3 separate regions of the Homo sapiens genome follow, and regions 2 and 3 are each linked to region 1. Evidence: chromatin contacts called from ENCODE Hi-C or POLR2A ChIA-PET data. All regions are on one chromosome and are shown on one strand. The core of a region is the stretch at or near the end of the contact, and the rest is flanking DNA. Distances in the headings are between cores, read along the strand shown.

Region 1 (4,417 bases), core at 869-3,368:
TCTTCTATGTCTGTTCTCGGGAACTGAGGGCCGTTTTGGGCTGGGGTTTTAGGAGGGTCCTGGTCTCTGCTGTGTCTGTTCTCGGGAACTGAGGGCTGGTGGACCTGGCTCGGTGGGGATCCTCTGTAGGCAGTCCAGCCTTTCTCGCTCCTGTGGTCTAGACAAGCCCAGTCCCCGTCGGGAGGTGGCTGTGGGACTGCTGGGCGGGAGCTCCCTGTCCGCACCTTCCCTGTTAACAGAGCCATCAGCACTTCCCTGTGGGGCTGGCTGTGGAGACCGCAGCTCGTTGGGATGAGAGCCCCACACTTTCAGGGACCCTCCCTGCCCCCCTCGGACATCTTGTGGGCCCCTTGGTACTCTGGCACCACAGTGGGCCCCAGCTGTCTCCAGAGGCCCTGCTGCCACGTGGCTGGGGGCTTCAGTGACCTCGAAACCCTGCTCCCCCACCCCCACCACTGAGGGAGAGGCCGTTTGTTCCTTCTCAGTGGGAGATCGCAGGGGAACCCTCTGACGCACGCAGAGCAGGTGCGCGTGACCACCCTGCCCGCTCCGCATTCCCGTGTGTGTGTGAGCAGGTATGGCCTGGGACTTCCAGGGGTTTTCATTTTTAATACCTCGTTAAACTCGAGTGCTTTCAGGACTGATTCGGTCACAGCAACTCTCTGGTCTCATTTAATGCAGTCTCTGCAGAGGGAGGGGACCGGCGCAGAAGGGCAGCTTTAAAGACATACGCATTCATCTTGCCATTTTCCAGGAAGGAGTAGGCAGCTGGGCTTCGGCCCGAATGAGAGGGCTGTGCTGTGTCTGATGAAGGTCCCTCCCCCTCTAAATCGCCCTCCTCGTGCTGTTCTGGAACTCCAGGAAGAGGAAGACTTCTCCCTTTTGACGTTATTTCCCTTGTATTCAGCGTAGATCTGACTGACACACAGTGGCACTTAAGAAATATTGCTCTAAAATGAACAAGCGTCACATGCTGGGTTTTATTGTAGAAGTCCCATCACGTACGTAGTATCTCCTATATCGATTGCCCAACTCCTATTCATTCTACAAAACCCAACCCACAGGTCACCTTCTCTAAGAGGCAGCCCCCAACCCTACCAGGCTGAATTGAAGTTCACCTTCACCAGATGCTTAGAAAGGACAGCAGGACAGTCTCTGCCACCAACTTTCCCTTGTCTTCCTGCTTCTGTTTCTCACTGCTGAGATAAACGCTCCATAAGGGTCATTCATAAAGGAGCAGAGCACAGAGAGGACACCTAACTAGGCCTGGGCCTGGTTCACTGTGGTAGGAGGAAGGGCTGGGGATAATGAGGTCCCGAGAGCATTCACGATTCCCATACTGGAGGATCTGAGCCATAGGTCCATACGCTGTTCGACAATCCCTGCTCCTGTCCCCTGAGAGCCAGGCCCTGGGCTTTGCCGCTTCATCTCAGCCCTCACAACTCTGCAAGGTGGGTGCTCCAGCCCCCATTTTGCAGTTGCACAAATTAAGGCTCAGAGAGGGTAGGTGACTTGCCGGAGGTCACACAGCATGCCTCACATAGCAGAGGGGGAAATGAAACCCTGTGCTGTGGCCCGGGACATTCCCCTGGGCCTAGTCCTTGTGACCTGGCCCAGGGGCTGTTCTTTTTTGGTTCCTGAATATTTTTAGATGGTGGGAGGCTCTTTTACTGCTTAGAAAGAAGCCCCCAAAAAGAGGGAGTTACGGCCAGGAGGGACAGTCCGGTGGACGGGTCTCCTTCCGGGAATCTGGTAGCTGGGGCCTGTGCAGGTACCCGCCTATGTGGCTTGGCGAGCTGGGTGACTCTCATGCCCTCTCTGAGCCCTGGTTTCCCCACCTGTAGAAAAAGCAAGGCCTCCCTCCCTCATGGGTCGTGGTGAGGGTCTGCCAGGGCGTGTGAGAACAAGCTCCCTGATGTGTAAAGCGGTTCTTGTCTGTCTGTCTGTCTATCTCTCCGTCCGTCCTTCCCCACATGCACACCATCCAGTTCCCAGCCGGCTTCTTCAGAGGCTCGATGCGCCTTCTCTCTGCTGCCCCCACCCCAGTCCCCTGGGGATGAAGCACCCTGAGGTGTGGACGGAGGTCAGGAAACATCCGACTCGGTTTCCTAGTAACACACTAATGGCAGCTTGGTACCCTGCTTGGCAGCATCAGACAGCCCGGGGCCAGTGCGGCGCATCCCAGCCTGTCAGCAACACTATTTTATGTCCGCCGTAAACACACAGGCTCACCAGGGGCAGAAAGCAGAGTTTGTTGGTTTTCTTTTGATTTTCTGTGGGCGGCGGGGGCAATGGCCTCTGAGCAGCTGCCTTTCTGTAACAGAATCGGGGCAGGTGGGCGAGGTTGTTGGGCTGGGGCCTCAGGGTCTCGGGCAGAAGGTGAAGGTGGCAGGTTTTGCCGTCCCTGGAGAGCTACAGCCGTGCTCGGGGCCCCTCCTGGAAGATTTCAAGCTATTGTGAGGACAAAAATAATGGTCGGGATTTAGCATCTGTCAGCGCAGCTGACTCCCAGAAAACAGCAGGAGTGAAAGGATGAGACGGGGCAGGAAGGAAGGAGGGGTGGTCACTGGCCTGGGGTGGAGGGAGCTGGGCTGGGGCCCAGGTCTGGCCGTGGAGGCCCATTCACGTCTGGGCTTCCACATTCCTGCCTGGCCATCTCGGGCCTCCTCATGGACCACTGGACAGAGAAGAATGATCCCTGAAACCCACAAAAGCAACACAGCTGAGCAGGAACTAACGCAGCACCAACCCCCATCCAACTTTTTAGTCTCCTAGGTTTTAAAAAATCTGTCATTTTTAATGCTGACCACACTATGTGTTGAGACCGGCCCCTGTGCTAAATGCCGTCTCATTGAATGAGCCCCTCCTTTCGCCCTCTGGGGTGATAGGCCATGCTCCCACTTATTGAGCACCTACTGTATGCTCAGCCTCTACTGGTCTTGTACATGATGGCTGATCCTTGGAACTGTCACTCTCCTGTTGCAGATGGGAAACCGAAGCTTAGGTTATCCTGGTTGCAGTTACAGAGCTAGAAACAGGAAGGGCTACAAAGACAACCCTAGTTTCCCTCGCTGCCTCCCCTCCAGGGGCTCAGGAGCGACAGTCAAGTTCCTGCCAACAAGAGACCCACTGCGGCCCGCCTGTTCCGAAGTGATGAGGACTGGCCTGCTCTGTGGACCAGACACTGGTGTGGCATGGGTGTGGAGTTTTTCCACGAAGTATAGCCTCTGATGACACGGAGCCTCCACACGCTTCTTTCTAGCCGAGACACTGATGTGAAAAGGATCAGTGTGTGACACAGCAGCCTGCCACAGAGCCACAGGAGAGTGATGTAATTGTGCCACGGAGATTCCAGAGCCACTTGCAGACGTGGCAGGGCCTTGAGGTGCTTTTCAAGGACTGGGGGAGAGTGGGCTGGGTCCAGAGGGAAGGCACGACAGCCCGGCCCCTCCCCTGTGGGATTGCGTGGAGGGCCATGTGGGGCTGGCGCTCTGGTTCCGTGTGCCGCGTCTTCGCTGAGTTCTCGTCAAGCTCATGTCTAGTGAGAACGCTGAGGTGAGGGTCCTTGCACAATGGGACCCTCCTGCCCTGTCACTGCCCTGTACTCCCAGGAGACTTCAGACCCCTCAGTGGGTCTCATAGTATACCCCTCCTCCAGCCCAGCCCCTGAGGGTTCCCTCTTCCTCCCAGTGGACAGCTGTGGCCCTCAGGTACACTGGGCCTGCTGGTCATGACGTAAGTGAACCTGCCTTCCAGGTGACTGAGACTGGCCGTGTGTCACCTCCCTGTGCAAGAAACTTGTTTATGGAGGCCGGGCGCGGTGGCTCACGCCTGTAATCCCAGCACTTTGGGAGGCCGAGGCGGGCGGATCACGAGGTCAGGAGATTGAGACCATCCTGGCTAACACAGTGAAACCCTGTCTCTACTAAAAATACAAAAAAAATTAGCCGGGCGTGGTGCTGGGCACCTGTAGTCCCAGCTACTTGGGAGGCTGAGGCAGGAGAAAGGCGTGAACCCCGGAGGCAGAGCCTGCAGTGAGCCGAGATAGTGCCACTGCACTTCAGCCTGGGCGACAGCGAGACTCCGTCTCAAAAAAAAAAAAAAGAAAAAGAAAAAGAAACTTGTTTATGGAGATGGCATCTTTGCCAAGAAGCCAGGTAGCAGTGGCATTTCCACGTCGGTGATGGCCAAAGGAAAGGAGCTATTAGGGAGCAGAGCTTGTTTCCCCAAGTGACACCACAGTAGTGTCTGCCTCTAGGATCTGTTCCGTACCTGGGAGATTTCCTGGTGCCAGGATTCAGATGCAGCTGCTGCCTAGTCAGTCTCCCCACTTGGACTGTGAGGTCATTGGGACAGATGGCCATTGTCCCCTGTGTCCCAAGGACCCAACATATTTCTGATGCAGAATCGGTCATAG
Region 2 (4,144 bases), core at 1,573-4,072, 570 kb before region 1:
CAGGGCTGCCAGATGCCCATGGCGGCCACTGTCCAGGGATGCCCCAGGCGCTAAGGGGCACACTTAACCTGGGACCAGGCTGCCTGAACCACCATGGTTCAGAAGAGGAAACAGCCCCAGAGCAGCATCCACTCCCAAATTCTTCACAGCTTAGAGGCAGATGTGGACAGGAGGGGCACACCTGGGCCAGGCAGCTGGGAGGTGCAGGCCAAACTCTTGACAGACCCCTGGTCCTCTGTGACCCAGCCTCCTGGTTGTGTCATGCCCCCTTCACCACCCTGTGTGTGCCCCAGTGCTACAGGGAGAAGAGCGCCCAGGTCGCTCATGGCTTTAGGCTGACGGCAGAGCCGGCTGCACCCCTCCCTGCCCAGCTCGCCCTGCACTTGGTCCGATGCCCCAGACGCTGGCTCAGGAAATGTCAATTCCCTACTGTCATTTCCCGCTTCCCCATGATTCCCGGGTTTCCCAGGGCAGGATGGGTTTTTTTTTTTTAAGAAGAAGCCAAGTAACCACCTGCAGAACTGGCCCCTAACAGGGACGAGCAGGCAGGGTCTGTCCCTAGAGGGCTGAGGGGCTGGCAATGACCGGCCAGTGACTGTGGGACTCGGAGCCCCATCCCAGAGTGCCTGCCCAGGGACGGGTTCCCAACGCAGCCGCTACTCCTCCACTCCCACGACTGGCACAAACCTCAAGGGACGCCCATCCCCAAGGTGCAACCCGCACGGCCAAAATGAAGTCCTGAACCCAGGGGCCAGGACCAGGGACCGCAAATCTGAGGCTGGCCCTTTTAGGAGAGCTACAGGGCATCTGATTTTACCAGGAAGCACCCACATCCCCCAGCCTAAAGATGGCTAGGGTAAGCGAGAATTCAGGTAGCCTCATGGACGGAGTCACCCACCCATCCCAGGGACCCAGAAGTCAGGAGGGCTTGGCCCAGCCAGCGCCAAGGAGGAAGCCAGAGGAGAGCCGTGATGGAAATCGCGCAGCTCTGGGGCCAGGCCTGTCCAGCCACGCTCGCTCCACTGGTTCCCAAAAAGGAGCTCCTGCCATGGGGGTACAGGGAGGAGGTGGGCTCAGGGCCACCCACCTAGAAAGATGCCAAGGGGCCCCGGAGAGTCCTGAGAGCTGCTTTCCAGCCACAAGGCCGGAGACACTCGGTAAGCTGACCTGTGCCCCTGTACGGCCATTCCCCCCGGGGCATCGTGAGCAGACCACCCATCTGCTGCCTGGGGCAGAGGCTAGGAGGGTGGGAGGGCGGGAGTCAAGCCCCAGTCCTGGCAGAGTCCCCGTGGAAAGAAGCGGAGTCACGGAAAGGGCGTGACCAAAGGCGTGGGGCCACCAGGAAGCTGGGAGCCCCAATCGCCTGCATGTGACGTCCTTCCCACCCTCCCCCTCTGCAAAATGGAGGCTCTGACACCGGGGCTTGCCCTGCACACTGCACCAAGCCAGGTGACTGTCACGGCCCCCTGCAAACACACAGACTCCATCATGTGGTAGAAGAGCTGCCGTAGGCCGCAGCTACCACAGCTCAAACACCTAACTGCAGGTGCACGCCAGGCCAACATTTCATTACATGAGCTCACAGAAGTGTGGTGACAAGGGGGAGCCGCTCCTCCTGCCCCCGTCCTGCAGGGGAGGAACCAGGGCTCAAGGAGGCGAGATGTTTCCAAGCCCGGAACAAGAGCTGCCGGGTCAACGCCTGGAGGCCTGGCTTTCTGAAGCCTCGGTCCACCCCTTGGCCACCCCTCGACCACCAGGGTGGCCAGACACAGCAGACACCCATGAGCCCTGAGAGTTCCAGCAATGACGCCCACCTTGGAGGACGGGTACCAGCTCGGGGACTTGGCAGAATGCTCACCTCTCCAGGGCCAGGCAGGGGCTCCTGGGCAGCGCAGCCTCCCTTCCAGGCCGTACCCCTGAACTGTGTCTAGCACCACCACAGGGCCAGACCTTCGAGGAGGGTGAGTGGGAAGCAGGGGAATTCCTGGAGAAACCCCGCCTGCCCCACAGCCCGCCTGTGTGGCGAGGGGGCCCCCAGCCTGTGGGCTCCTGGGGGTAGTTTCCCTTCAACAGGAAAAGAAATGATTCTTGTTTCATTTTGAGCCATGTTGCTCTCGGTGGCTCAGAGGCCCTGCCACCGCTGCCAGCAGCTCTGTCGTGGAACGGCCAGGCTTTCCACCCTCAGGGCGGCTCTCGTCTCCACCTTCATGTGCACGGCCACCTGGCTCAGGAACACCCCTGCAGTTCCTCAGGTCCCACCTGTGGTGGAGCGTGGCCAGCTCCATGCCAGAGGCCAACACGATGGTTCAGTCGGGGACTCTGAAATGATCAGGGCAGAGGATGCTCCCCCAGGCATGTCCTGGGGCCTGGCATGGGGCCGGCCTCTCTGGGGGACATCCCCAGTCTTCCCACGGCCCGCTGAGCAGCACCATTTGCAGATGGGGGCACCGGTGCTTAGAATAGGCAGGGCATGGCCACCGGGGCCACGCGGTGGACAGAGTCCAGGCAGGGAACCCCTGAAGGACAGAGCACCTGCTCAGCACCCAAGGCTGGCAGTGGGGACCCTCTCCAGCTGGTGCCGGCTTTCCAAGAATCCCCTCCACACCCGTGCCATAAGCCCAGGCCCACCCTAGCACGCAGCATCCTTCCCACAGAAGAGGCTTACCACCCACGCACCTGAGCCGGATGCCTGTCATGTGCAGGGGCCTGACTGGCGGGGCATCTGCAGACGGGGGACAGGGCCTCACCCATGAGACAGACCAAGAACGGGACGTCAGCCCGCTGAGCAGGACTTCCCCCATCACAACCCCAACATGGGCGCCCTCCCTGCCTCTGCCACTCCCAGGGCTGCGGCGGAGCTCAACGACACCAGCCCAGAGGCTCAACTGCACCCAGAGTTGCCTCTTCCGAGCTCAGCCTCAGCACGTCCCTCCTGCCCCGCAGAAACTTGCTGAGGGCCCGGGTCAGGCTCATCACCACTCTGAGCGAGACAAACCACCCCGTGGCCACAGGCGCCACAGGCCCCACAGGCTGAGCCTCAGAAACCTCCCTCCTGGCTGCCGTGCCTGCTGTGTAGGGCCTGGCCCCCCACCCACTGTCCCAGACTGGGGGCTTTGGACTTTGGGAGTGTAATGGGGAGCCCTGGGAACTTCTGGCAGCGACAGAGTGGACCTCCCGCCAAGTGACCCGTGGAAGGGACGGCAATGGAGAGGAGGGTGTGCTGAGCTGGCTTTAGCCTGGCCTGGGCTAGGTCTGAACTTGGCCACTTCTAGGGGCACCCGGGCCCCTACCCACTGTGTGTCAGACTCCCCCTCCCCTTCCCTTAAGCCCAGGGATTGGGGAGCGGACTCCACCCTGCACCAAGGAGATGCCGACCCAGGAGGCCGAGAGAAAAATCCTGCCGGGGAATGCAGGCAAGCGCAGGCTCCGGCCTGCTGCCCCCAGGACGGCCACCCCCATCCTCATCAAGGCTCTGACCCAAGGCCTCGCTGTGTCCCCTCCCAATCCCACCAATCGGCACATATCAGGGTACTGTGGCAGCAGGAGGGGACGAGCCGCTGGCCTGCAGATGCGAGGGTGAACAGGTGGCAGGCAGCTTCTCTGCTCCTCGGTGCCCAGCCCCAAGAACCTGAGACGGGGCTGCAGCTAGCACGCACGGTAACTCCCAGCCTAGCCGGCAGCCCCCAGGGGCCTCGGAAGGAAGGGGAGGGATGGAGAGGCCAGCTGCAGCTATGGAGTCTCTGTCCAGACTCTGGGTGACCCCATCCACAGAGTGCCTCCCGCAGGAACGTCTGCCAGCCCCCTCTGTACAGGCAGAGCCAGACATGGCCAAGTCCAGACCTTGCCCAGGCCAGGCTAAGGCCAGCTCAGCACACCCTCTCCACCACTGTCCCCTCCACTGGTCACTTGGCAGAATGTCCACTCTGTCACCATCAGAACTTCCCAGGGCTCCCTATTACACCCCCAAAATCCAAAGCCCCAGGCCTAGGATAGAGATGCCCAAGCCCTGGCCCCGCTAGCCCTCTGGGGCTAGCCCTCTGCTGTCCCAGGGCTCCCCATTATACCCCCAAAGTCCAAAGCCCCCAGCCCGGGACAGAGGCGCCCAAGCCCTGGCCCCCTAACCCCCTGGGGCCAGGCCTCTGCT
Region 3 (4,761 bases), core at 1,080-3,579, 680 kb after region 1:
CTCACGGCATCAGAACTCACTTCCCCAGAGTGAGGGGTGAAGGTGGGGAGGAAAACAAGAGCAAACAAGCAAGACAGAAGTCATAGTTTTTTGTAAATCTTGGAAGTGACCTCACATCACCTGTGCTGTGTTCTGTTGGTGAGAAGCCAGTCACTAAATCCAATCACCCTCGGAGGAAGGGGATCACTCAGCAACTTATGTACCAGGAGGCAGGGATCTCTGGGGCCAGTGTGGAGGCTGCCTGGGACAGTGTCTGAGAGGAGGCAGTCAGGCCTGATTCTAAACATAACGGAGGCTGGGCGCGGTGGCTCACACCTGTAATCTCAGCATTTTGGGAGGCCGAGGCGGGTGGATCACCTGAGGTCAGGAGTTCAACACCAGCCTGGCCAACGTGGTGAAACCCCGTCTCTACAAAAAAGAAATACAAAAATTAGCTGGGTGTCTCGGCAGGTGCCTATAATCCCAGCTACTCCGGAGGCTGAGGCAGGAAAATCACTTGAACCTGGGAGGTGATGAGTGCAGTGAGCCAAGATCATGCCACTGCACTCCAGCCTGGGCGACGGAGCCAGACCCTGTCTCAATAAACAAACGAACAAACAAACAAACAAACATCATGGGAGCCATTGGAAGGTGTTCCCATTGGAAGATGCTCCCATATGCCACAGGGGGCCGATATCTGATTTTTGCTTCATTTTCAACCCGTTCATGGTGCAAATGAGGAAACCAGACCAAGAAGGGAGTGACTTTCCCCAGATCACAGCACCAGTGCCCAGCCTGTCCGACTTGTATTCCGGGCTGTGTCTCGCCCCTGTGAGAAGTTTCTTTCCTCACAGTTGTAAAGGCCAGAGGTCCAAAATCCAGGGGTCAGCAGGACCCTGCAGTCTCTGAAGGCCCTTTTCCTTCCTAATCCTTCCATCTCTAAGTCTGTGAGGCAGCTAACAGGTTTTGTAGTATTGTCTCACATTAGCGTGGTGATGTCCCCAGGAAGTAGACGTTAGAACCATCCCCATTGTGCAGGTCAGGAGACTGGGGAGGCCCTGAAAGGCACAATGGCTAGTTTGGGGTCACAGAACTGGCAAGAGGCAGGAGCTTGGTGACCCAGATGGCTTCCCCTCTCTGAGCCTCAGGGGCTGGGAGCATGAGAACACACTGGTTGGCTGTCCCAGCTCCCAGGGTGGCTGTGAGTACCTGGAAGTGCCCCTTGTCTCCCCTCACACATCTGCCATCACTCTCCCCATTTCCTTAACCCCCAGCACTGCTGCCACTTGATTTTTACGAACATCTGAATATGACGAACATACAGATTTTTACGAACATCTGAATATGACGAAGTAGCAAAGGTGGATATTCACTCATTCATTTCGTATCTGTCTCCTGGGCCCAGGCCATGCCGGGGCGGGGGGTGGGGGTAACAAGAATCCGGGGAGTTGCCAGGGGAAGGGGAAGTGCTCATCTGGGGAGTGCGTGGGCACAGAGAGATTCCAGAAGGAGGTGTCCTGTGGTCGTGGTTGATTCGTGGAGGGGAGGTGTGGTGATGGCACAGAGGGTGATGACTGGGACCAGTGTCTATCGGGTCAGCTTCCTGGGCTGCTGTCACAAAGTGCTGGGTGGCTCAACACAACAGAAATGTATTCTCTCACAGTTCTAAAGGCCAGAAGTCCAAAATCCAGGGGTCAGCAAGGCCATGCTGTCTCTGAAGGTTCTAGGAGAGGATACTTCCTTGCATCTTCCAACCTCTGGTGGCTGCCAGTTTCCTTGGCATTCGTTCCTGGTTTTGTAGACGTGTGACTGCAAACTGTGCCTTCATCAGTTCGTGTCTGTCCGCCTGTGCGTGTCTGTCCAATTTTCCCTGTTATCATAAGGATAGCAGTCATTGGATTAAGGCCCACCCTAATCCAGTATGACCTCATCCGGATTCTATCCGCACAGACCCTATTTCCAAATAAGATCTCATTCACGGGTACCAGAGATCTTTTTGTTCAGGGACACAGTTCAACCCGTAACAGGAGTATTGGGAATGATCCCCCTCCCAAAGGCCGGGTACCCGCGTGCCTACGGGGACTAGGGGAGCAGCGGGGAGTCGGAAGACATCGCAGGAACCCAGCCCCCAGCCAGGGGGTGTGGGGGCGTGAGCGGAGCCCGCCTGCTCCTCAGCTTGGCGCGCTCTGGCGGCAGCACCAGCAGGTGGCGCTGTGCCCTCCCGTGCGGCCGCCCAGCCCGGCGCGGAGCTGCCGCAGACAAAGGTCTCGCTTTCGGGTCGCGAGGAGCTTGCGCACAGCTGTAAACAGGCCAGGGGCACGGCCACCTCATGGGTGACACACACGGGAGGAAATCAAACCAGGCGGGGCCGAGGCGGGGTGACTGGGTGGCGACTTTGCGTCGGAGGCCGGCGGGGGGCGGAGGAGGAGGTGACAGGGGTGGCGAGGAGGACCATGGTTTGCAGACCGTGGTGTCAGCGGGGCGGAAAGGAAGGCAGGGAGGAGGGATAGGGGACCTGCGAGGCTGCAGGGGCCAGGAGTTTGCCTTTCGTTTGGTTCCTCGCCTGCAAGCTGAGCCGGCCTTTCTCAGGCCTCTCCAGAGGCCGTGCGGCTGATGACACTGCGGTTTGCAGATAGCTCTCCTGTTACTGCAGGCCCAGGTCTGCGGGTGCTCGGAAGGCAGCCCTGGGCACGGGTGGGCTGTCTGTGCAGATAGAGACTTGAGGGGTCCTTCCCCCCAACCCCAGCCCCAGACCCTGCCTCAGGGGAGCTGGGATGCCTGAGGTGGTCCTGCTGCTCCTGGTGGGGGTCAGCACAGCCCCTCAGAGGCGCCTTTGATATACAAAGGGGCGAGGCAGTGTGGGGCTGAGGAGCAGGGGTCAGGTCCCCGCCATGGAGCTGCTCACATGGCATCAGCGAAAGGGAGCGGAGTGCACAGCGGGCCGCTGGCCCAGGAGTGGAATGAGTGGAAGCCATTCCTTTATTTTATTATTATTATTATTATTATTATTATTATTATTGTTGTTGTTGTTGTTATTATTATTATTATTATTATTATTATTATTATTGAGACAGGGTCTTGCTCTGTGGCCCAGGCTGCAGTGCAGGGGCCAGATCACGGCTCACTGCGTCCTCGACCTCCTGGGCTCAGACCTCCAGAGTAGCTGGGGCGGCAGGTGCACGCCAACACTCCCAGCTAATTTTTGGATTTTTTTTGTAGAAACAGTTTCACCATGTTGCCCAGGCTGGTCTCAAACACCTGGGCTCAAGGGATTCCCCCCGCCTCGGCCTCCCAAACTGCTAGGATTAAAGGCTTGAGACACTGCATCCAGCAAGAGGCCATTTCTTACTGTCACCTCCCTACCCGCACAAGGCCCTCCCACCACCTCCTCGCTCACCGAGCTACCAGGCCCGCCCCTGAGGCTGCTGGTCCTTGACAGTTGGTTCAGCGATTGATTCACACAGCAGATACTGGCCTCTGTACACCTGGCTGGCGCTGGGTGCCTGGCCTGTGGGAAGCACCCTGGCTTCTGTGGAAGGCTCAGGGGTATGGGGCAGACAGATCTTGTGGAGAAGGCATGGGCTGCGAGCCTGGGGACCTGGATTCAGTGGCCACTCTGCCATCAGTGGCGTGGTCAGTCACCATTGCACGCTAGCCACAGGACTATTCTCCACAGAGTCCTTCCCTCTGTCCCCTGCTGCAGAGGTGCCTGGTGATGACAGCCAGCCTGTAGGCCTTGTGCTAAAGTGTCCCTTGTATCTGCTCAGCACTCTGCAAGATAAGTGCCACTGCCATCCTCACTTCCAGGTGGGGAAACTGAGGCACTGGAAGGGGAAGGAACTCCCACAGCTAGGTAGTGGCAGCTTGGCAATGGCGCCTCCCCGTGTGCACACAAGCCTGGGAAGGGCCAGGCACCAGGACCACATTCCTTCCAATTACAGTGGCCTTCCAACGGTCAGGGCTGGGCCCGGCTGCTGGGCAGGGCGGGGCTGGGAGGCCCTAGGCCCCAAGTGGTGGTTAATGGCGGCAAGGAGACATAAACAGAGCTAATGAGCCCCTTTCATCGTCTCCCTGCTCTAATGAAGGCCTTGGACTCTGGGCTTTGCATTTTGGGGGTTCTTGATTCTGGAGCCTCAAAGAGTCTTAGGGCCAGGGGTATGTGGGCCCCCCCATAGGGGTGGGGTGTGAGCTTATGGACTCCCAGTGTCCCCTCCCAGGGCAGCCAAGCCAGGGTGAGGAAGTGGAGAGGAAAGGGAACGGGAAGCATTGTGGCATCCCCCTAAGAATGACAAGCCCCAGAAAAAAGGGAGTGTTCCCGTGGCAACCCAGAGCAGTTGCTTGGCAACTGCTGGCCCCCAAAATACTTGCCTGCAGGAAGGCTCCGGGCTGGGGCTTTCCGATGGGCTTTCCGATGGCTCACTTCCAACCCCCACCAGCGCACACCCACCCCTGGCCCAAAAAGAAGACTCTGAGGCTGAAAGAGAAAATGCAGAGACCAGGGTCCAGGACCTTCATTAGAGCCTGGGGAGGAAGGGGCCTGACCTGCTGAGTTTCCTCAGATACTTCTCATGGCCCTCCACCCTGACACAGGACCCAGTAGACTCTGCCCCTGGATCCTTCCTGAGGGACACCCCAGTCCACTCCCCCCTCCCCATCTCCCCACTCTGCCAGCCACCCGGCATCAAGCCAGTCCCCTAGCAACAGAGGCCGCTTCCTGGATACCTGAGTGAGAGTTGACAGTGGCAGAATGTCAGAAAACGCAAGGTCAGAAAGCACAGCGAT

What was found. A loop is a pair of places that touch in the nucleus more often than their neighbours do. ChIA-PET counts read pairs that join two places held with the same protein, here RNA polymerase II (POLR2A). Pooled maps may share reads with other maps.
Region 2: a map with no recorded cell type shows a loop between it and region 1 (18-fold over the local background). The contact joins two enhancer-like sites. A Hi-C loop is called at or near these places in 4 of 37 single-sample maps with no recorded cell type and 3 of 50 pooled maps.
Region 3: a pooled map shows a loop between it and region 1 (2.1-fold over the local background). The contact joins two enhancer-like sites. A Hi-C loop is called at or near these places in 2 of 50 pooled maps. POLR2A ChIA-PET finds 5 or more read pairs at or near these places in 2 of 52 experiments (OCI-LY7 and activated CD4-positive, alpha-beta T cell).

Annotation. Positions count from the first base shown.
Region 1 is chr9:133,820,017-133,824,433 of GRCh38, reverse strand. All of the region lies in intron 4 of VAV2 (vav guanine nucleotide exchange factor 2), which reads left to right. Among named protein-coding and RNA genes, the nearest start is that of SARDH, 84 kb to the right of the region's middle. RefSeq lists enhancers at 71-180, 1,231-1,320, 1,661-1,710. Within about 2 kb of position 2,118, at least 3 of the 41 ENCODE cell types and tissues checked have a DNase peak (open chromatin) inside an H3K27ac peak, as active enhancers do.
Region 2 is chr9:134,389,374-134,393,517 of GRCh38, reverse strand. The region is part of intron 1 of RXRA (retinoid X receptor alpha); the gene reads right to left. Among named protein-coding and RNA genes, the nearest start is that of MIR4669, 12 kb to the right of the region's middle. RefSeq lists a silencer at 241-535 and enhancers at 1,486-1,695, 1,736-2,225, 2,276-2,375, 2,756-2,845, 3,206-3,255. Within about 2 kb of position 2,822, at least 7 of the 41 ENCODE cell types and tissues checked have a DNase peak (open chromatin) inside an H3K27ac peak, as active enhancers do.
Region 3 is chr9:133,142,024-133,146,784 of GRCh38, reverse strand. It overlaps a transcript of RALGDS not described here. Among named protein-coding and RNA genes, the nearest start is that of GBGT1, 20 kb to the left of the region's middle. RefSeq lists silencers at 2,020-2,139, 2,170-2,269 and enhancers at 2,416-2,975, 3,428-3,517, 3,568-3,697, 4,097-4,146, 4,197-4,476. Within about 2 kb of position 2,329, at least 27 of the 41 ENCODE cell types and tissues checked have a DNase peak (open chromatin) inside an H3K27ac peak, as active enhancers do.